Linked DNA regions of Homo sapiens: region 2 is linked to region 1. The links are chromatin contacts, found by Hi-C or POLR2A ChIA-PET in ENCODE. All regions are on one chromosome and are shown on one strand. Each heading gives the region's core, a stretch centred on a gene start or an enhancer-like site at or near the end of the contact. The rest is flanking DNA. Distances are from core to core; before and after follow the strand shown. Region 1 overlaps MAN2A1 (mannosidase alpha class 2A member 1). Region 2 overlaps MAN2A1 (mannosidase alpha class 2A member 1).

The links. Hi-C counts contacts between places; a loop is a spot of excess contacts on that map. ChIA-PET counts read pairs that join two places held with the same protein, here RNA polymerase II (POLR2A). Pooled maps may share reads with other maps.
Region 2: a map of psoas muscle shows a loop between it and region 1 (1.9-fold over the local background). The contact joins two enhancer-like sites. A Hi-C loop is called at or near these places in 19 of 168 maps with a recorded cell type or tissue (A673, Calu3, GM12878 and 12 more), 11 of 37 single-sample maps with no recorded cell type and 19 of 50 pooled maps. POLR2A ChIA-PET finds 5 or more read pairs at or near these places in 15 of 52 experiments (A673, BJ, GM12878 and 12 more).

What each region holds. Positions count from the first base shown.
Region 1 is chr5:109,707,546-109,710,978 of GRCh38, reverse strand. The region is part of intron 1 of MAN2A1 (mannosidase alpha class 2A member 1); the gene reads right to left. Among named protein-coding and RNA genes, the nearest start is that of MAN2A1-DT, 18 kb to the right of the region's middle. Within about 2 kb of position 1,543, at least 3 of the 41 ENCODE cell types and tissues checked have a DNase peak (open chromatin) inside an H3K27ac peak, as active enhancers do.
Region 2 is chr5:109,742,148-109,745,580 of GRCh38, reverse strand. All of the region lies in intron 4 of MAN2A1 (mannosidase alpha class 2A member 1), which reads right to left. Among named protein-coding and RNA genes, the nearest start is that of MAN2A1-DT, 53 kb to the right of the region's middle. Within about 2 kb of position 1,665, at least 8 of the 41 ENCODE cell types and tissues checked have a DNase peak (open chromatin) inside an H3K27ac peak, as active enhancers do.

The sequences.
Region 1 (3,433 bases), core at 294-2,793:
GTGGCTCACGCCTGTAATCCCAGCACTTTGGGAGTCCGAAGCGGGCGGATCACCTGAGTTCGGGAGTTTGAGACTAGCCTAGCCAACATGGAGAAACCCCGTCTCTACTAAAAATACAAAATTAGCTGGACATGGTGGCAGGCGCCTATAATCCCAGCTACTTGGAAGGCTGAGGCAGGAGAGCCACTTGAACCCGGGAGGCGGAGGTTGTGGTGAGCCAAGATCGCACCATTGCACCCCAGGCTCGGCAACAAGAGCGAAACTTGGTCTCAAAAAAAAAAATAGGTAAATAATAAAAAAATAAAAATTAGCTGGGTGTGGTGGCATGCACCTGTAGTCCCAGATACTCGGAAGGCTGACGCAGAAGAATTGCTTGAACCTGGGAAGCAGAGGTTGCAGTGAACCAAGATCGCATCACTGCACTCCAACATAGGCGATAAAGCGAGACTCCGTCTCAAAAAAAAAAAAATACCACATTTTATCTTATACTTACAATATTATAATACTACAAACTTAATACATGAGTGCCCACATTTCTCCAGATCTTTCTGTACTTTGAGGAAAAGATCATTTTAGAGCCATATACACAGCAAAACTGCCTATAGCTCAACAAGTACACACTGAATAAGAAGACAACCCTTCCTGGGAATATTTTTATTATGGCTTTGGTCCCATAATCCATGGATAAGAGTATTATTCAAAATAAACATTAGCTAGAGGAGTTAGTTCATGAAAAAAGGATCCTACAGCCATTAAAGATGACTTTCAATCTCATTTAGCTTTAAAGATATCATTAATGATCAGTACCTGGAATTCTGTACTGAATTAAGTACATGGAGAAAATTATGGCCTAGGGATATATGCACACAATGGTCTAAAGAACATCATTTTTAAAATTATATTATGCGGTGGAATAAAGTCTCCCTCCAAACAGGTGAAATTCTTGAAATGAACACCCTCATAAGCAAATTCTGTACATGTGACAGAGAAGAGTGGAATGACCTTAAAAGGATGCACTTGTAGTCTGCATTAAAGAAACAGAAATCATAGATAATGCTTCAATTATGCTGAGAAGTCAAAGAATACTTATAGTAACATTGAAAAAGACAATTTTCTGTAGGGCAAGAAAATCACTTATGAGAAAACTACTTTATTCTTTGATTTGCTAATCAGTTCTACAGGGAGGCCACAGCATTGCACCGCTCAGGAGTGGGGAAGGAGGTCATGATATTTGATTTACTCCGCTTTTAGTGAAAGAGAAAAACCAAGCAAAAAATCACATATCAAATACCTTTGAGAGAACAAATTTAGAGTCTACCACAAGGTAGAACAGGCTCAGTTACCACTCAGTCCTATGAACAAAATCAATCAATGTGTATCTACAGCTAAATCCGTAAATTTATTACATAATTATTTGCCTCAAATAGGACACTACCCGCTGGTATTGGCCTCACTGTGATCCTTCCAGCATGGCTGAATCTGTGTATCTTCTCCTGCCTTCCTGGAAAACTGTGTGCCTTTCCTTCTCCCTGCTTCAAAGGCCAACCCTCTGCCGAGCAACAATCCCATTTATCTCAACTGCTCCAAGGCTTTGTTCTTTGCCCTTTTGATTAAACCCTCTCAATATTGCTCAATCAAGTTCCACTTCTAAAAGCAACTCATTCTCAGTAATGTAACATGTTCTATTAGATCAAACTATACGAAAATGCCATTCTCATAGGTAAAACATAGTCAAATATCACCAATTTCGTAAGGTTGAACTTAATATTTATTATATGCTATATACATCTAAAAAAGTCAAACTCTGTGCTTCCACCCTCCTGTGCTTAACCCCATGTGATGGTTAATTTGGGGTTCAACTTGACTAGATTAATGAATATCCAGATAGCTGGTCAAACACTGATTATTCTTCAGGGCTTCAGTAGGCACTGGGCCCATCCTTTATCTACTCAAAGTGAAACCCAGGTGGTTTAGCAATTGATTAGAATTATTGAGCTGCCCCAGGTGTATCTGTGAGAGTGTTTCCAGAGGAGACGGTGTGTGAGTGGACTAAGTGGAGAAGATGTGCCCTAAATGTGGTAGTCACCATCCAATCAACTGGGAGCCCAGATGGAATTAAAAGGCAGAGAAAGGGCAAATTCTCATCCTCTCTAAGAGCCTGGCCGCTTTTCCTCTCCTGCCATTGGATGTCAGAACTCCAGGTTCTCCAGCCTTTAGACTCCAGACTCACACCAGTGGTCCCTGGGCTCTTGCACCTTCCACCTTGGACTGAGCTCCACTATTGGCTTCTCTGGTTCTAAGGCCTTCAGACTTAGACTAAGTCCTGCTACCAGCTTCTCTGGTTCTCCAGCATGCAGATGCAGATGGCCAATAGTGGAACTTCTCAGTCTCCATAATCAAATAAGCCAATTCTCCTAATAACTCCCTTCTCATGTGTGTGTGTGTGTGTGTGTGTGTGTGTGTGTGTGTCCTATCAGTTCTGTCTTTCTGGAGAACCCTGAATAAAACATCTTACATTCCCATTCCCCTCCAGGGCCCCACCCACTTCATGTACCGGGATTATCAAAAGTTTCTCTCTACTCATTATCCCCCTTCCTTACAAACTCCCATTCATTCATCTGCCCATTACAATCAGCATCTGCTCACCACTCCACCAAAACTGACCTTGTAAAGTTCCCAGAGGCTCCCATGTTTCAAGCCTGATGAAAAGCACTCTGCCCTTACCTTATCCGTCATCTCAGGGAGTATTAGGCACAATGGAGCACTCCTTCCCTCTGGAAATGTTTTCTTTACTCATTCCCAATACAACATGCCCTAGGTTTTCCTCCTGCCAACTGTTTATCAGTCTCCTTTGCTGGCTCCTTCTCTCCCAAGCTCTAAATGTTAGAGCACCTCAAGGTTAGCTTCTTGAGCCTCTTACCTCTCTATACTCTCTTACATGATCTCATCCACTCCATGATTTAAATTCCATGATGTCTCCCATATTTGTATCTCCCGCTGAAACCTCACCCCTGAAAAACAGACCCATATATTCAAATACCTGCCTGATGCCTCAAATTGGCTTTCAAACTTAAGTCCAAAAATCATCCTCCTCAAAAAGACACCTACAGTCCTCAGATCTCCAGTAAAGGGCTTTAATCTCTACCTAGTTAGGCACCCTCAAAATCAAAACATTGTACACCACAGTCAGTAAGGACTGAATATCTCTTTCTCTCAACTTAGCTTCACCTTCATCTTATCTCCGTTCCAAGCCAGCTCCTCCCCACCCTACCCTAAAACCTTTGTACATGGTCTCTGTTTACATAATGCTTCAACTCTCATGCCAAACGTCACCTCTGCATAGCCTTCCCCAGCCAGTCTAAAACAGGCCTCCTCATGTTATGGTTTATCTCAATTTATTTCTTGTTTCCTCCACAGTGTTATTACAATTATC
Region 2 (3,433 bases), core at 416-2,915, 34 kb before region 1:
TAATTTCTGCAAAGTTTTAATAAGCAGGGGATGTACTTTAAATCTTTCACTGTATAGTAAACAATACTTTATTCATAAAATACTCATTCAAAATAAGTTGAAAAATGTGAAAGACGTTAAAGAATAAAATTTAAAAACTCACTACCTTGATATATATGCACAAAGGGTTATGGGAGCCAGAGTTTTTAACCAAGTTAATTTACTTAACATTATACCATGAGCATCTTTCCATATCAAGAGAGACATATATCATTATGTTTACTGTATTGTATTATATTATTGTATTTATTGTATTGTATGTTTATATTGTATTACATTTTCTAAAATATTTTAATTGAGATATAACAATATACAATACACATATTTTCAGTCTCATGAATTGTGACAACTGTAATCACTATCCAAAATAATATAGACTACTTCCACCAATTCAGAGAGTTCCCTCATGCCCCGTTCCAATCCATGCTCGCCCACTCACCCTGCCCCCAAAAAACACTCTGACATTCCATTTCTATCACAATAGATCAGTTGAGTCTCCTCTCAGAATTCATAAAATGGAAATCAAACAATATTTACTCTTCTGTCTCTCTTCTTCTGCTGAACATTTGTGAGACTCATCCATATTACTGTGTATTTCAGTAATTTATCATTTTTTTACTGCTAGGTATTCTGTTGTATGAATATACAACAATTTTTTAATCCATCACCTGCTGAAGGACATTTAAACTGCTTGCAGTTTGAAGTTACTAGGAAAAAGCCTGTATGAAAATGTCTGTACAAGTCTTTTTGTGAACATTTTTTCATTTCTCTTGGGTAAATTGCTAGGAGTGGAGCCCCCAGATCACATGGTATATATTTTAAGTTTGGAAAACTCTTTGGAGGCTTTTCAGAAAGTCGCCCCCATTTTGCATTCCCACCCGCAACATATGAGTTTCTGTTGCTACACATTCTTGCCAACTTTTGACGTTGTCATCTTTTTTATTTTAGCCATTCTAAAAGGGTTGGAAACAGTATCTTCTAGAAGTTTTGATATGTATCTCCCTGATGGCCAAGATTTACCCAGCTTCTACACACACACCCTCGCTGCCCACCCTCCCCAACTGCTGCTGTCTAATAAACATCTTTCAGATGTTCAAACATGCCCTTGTTAATCCCTGGCCCATAATCACCATTCTCTTCTCACAACCTAAAATTCCTTCTCTGCCCTCTGACACCCACTTCTTGACTGGCTAGTTCTAGTCATCATTCAGGTTTAAGCTTGAATATCATTTGCTTCAGGAGGCCTTCCAAGACCCCCTTCTTGCCTCTATAGAAGAAAACCCTTTATTATTATACTGTGTTTAATTACATGTCTTCCCTGCTGTTTTCTGAGGGCTGGGACCAGGTCAGTCTTGCTTACCTCCTACATTTCTGGAGCATAACACAATAAATATTTGCTGAATGAATGGTAGAAGTAAATAAGGGAAGGTTTCAGAGATGAGGTAATATTTCAGCTGAGTGTTAAAAATGAGTAAGACTGAAATTATCCACTGCACAAAAGGAAAAAAATAAAAATCCAAGCTGAACACAGGCAAATTCCTAAGAAGCACAAAACGGCATGTGTCTGAGGACACCCGTGGCTCAGAATGCCTGAGTAGAGTGTGAAGCAGGAAGTGACTGGAGATAAGGATGAGCAAGTCGGGAGGAATCAGACAGAAAAAGTCAGTATGTGTCAGGCAAAGGATAGTGGCCTGTGCCTTTTGAGACTGAAGCACCACAAAGCATTTTAAAGCAAACATGGTGGGACTCACATATTAGAAAACTAACTCTGTTGATGAAATGGCAGACACTTAGAAGTGGCACAGCTGGAAATGGAAAGGCCATTTGGAGGTTTTCACAATAGTACGAGACAAGAGCAATGGAGACGAAAAGCAGGGGTCAGAGTCTGGAGACACTGAAGAGGCAGAAGTCACAGAGTTTAGGGACTAACTGGATGTCACAGGAAAGGGAGGTGGAAAGGCAGAGCACCACAGAGGTGAAGATTATTTGCCCACTATTTCTGGGGCAAGACTGCCTGGCTTGGGTCCTATTTCCACACTTACTAGCTGGGTGACCTTAGGCACTTTCCTTAACACCTCTGCTTCAGATTCCTCAACAGGAGAATGAAGATGATAAAGAACCTTAACTCAAGAGAATGCTACAGGATTGGCTGAATAATTAAACGAGTGCTTATCTCTTACTATTGCCACTAACTAGAGAACAAGAAGTCCAGGTTGGATCTTTAGATCTGGAAGTAGTCCAAATGCCTGGTAATTAAAACAACAGTGTGGAAAAGCATGCAAAATGAAGAAAACTAAGCAGTGTTCCCCAACAGGCGAGAACAGGAACATTGGGGAAGTAAGCAGAAGAGGAAATCAGAGAGGTGATGAAAAATGAATGGTCAGCAGTGCCAGAATAGACCCGAAAGTGAAAGAGCTCAAGGTCACTTCAAAGCCAAAAGAGGACAGAATTTCGAGGAGAATGGAGTGATCGATGTCAATGCTGCAAAAAAATCCTCTCTGAGGCTTGAGAAAGTATCCAAGGGATGGGCAGAGCACCTGAGAAGTCCCTCATGGCTTTTACAGGTCTCCATGACATAAATAGATGCCAGTGGTTGAAGGGAATGAGAGGTGGAAGGATAGCCGTCTCACTCAAGACGAACTGGAATTGAAAAGGTAGGGATAGAACATATGCTTTCTAAAATAAACGTAAACCACTGCTTCAACTATTAGAACTAAAGTTATTTTAGACCCTGGTGCATTGCTTTCAGTGCTTTGATGAAATGCTAAATATCTTTAGATTCTAAACTCAATCCAAATCTGCAAATGACTCTGAATATCACAAGACACACTGTAACTTCCCATTGCTCTATAAATTTTACAGCAACCTTCAGTTAAATACCATAAAATCCAACCTGTATAAAACGTATAATGAATTAGTCTGTTTAGGAAGATTAATAGTCCAATTTCTTAGAAAACCCAAGATGCACATTAGTTAAGTTTGGATTCTTATTTAAAAATGTAACATCAAATATTTCTCTGATTTCAAGAAGCAAGCAGAGATAGTTGAGAAGACAGTGGAAGGTTCACTTAAATATAAACCTAGGGGAAAAATTGTAAGAAGATAGTACAAAGATTATATAAATAAAGAGTTTGCATTCTTGCTAAAGCAATGAAACCCACCAATTTGGTGAAGATAAAAAATCTATACTAACTGATGGTACCTTCATCTCAGCACACATTTGGAGCCCCTTTTCACACTAAAAGATCCACAAAGAGAAACTGGTCAAGACTTTGGTGAATATATAAACTGTTCTTAGGTTCTAATAATTCGTGGGTTTCTCCACTCAACACTGGTCTCAATAGCAAGAGCAGATGCAATATAAAAGCTGTTCCAATATCTCAGAGCCCAGAGA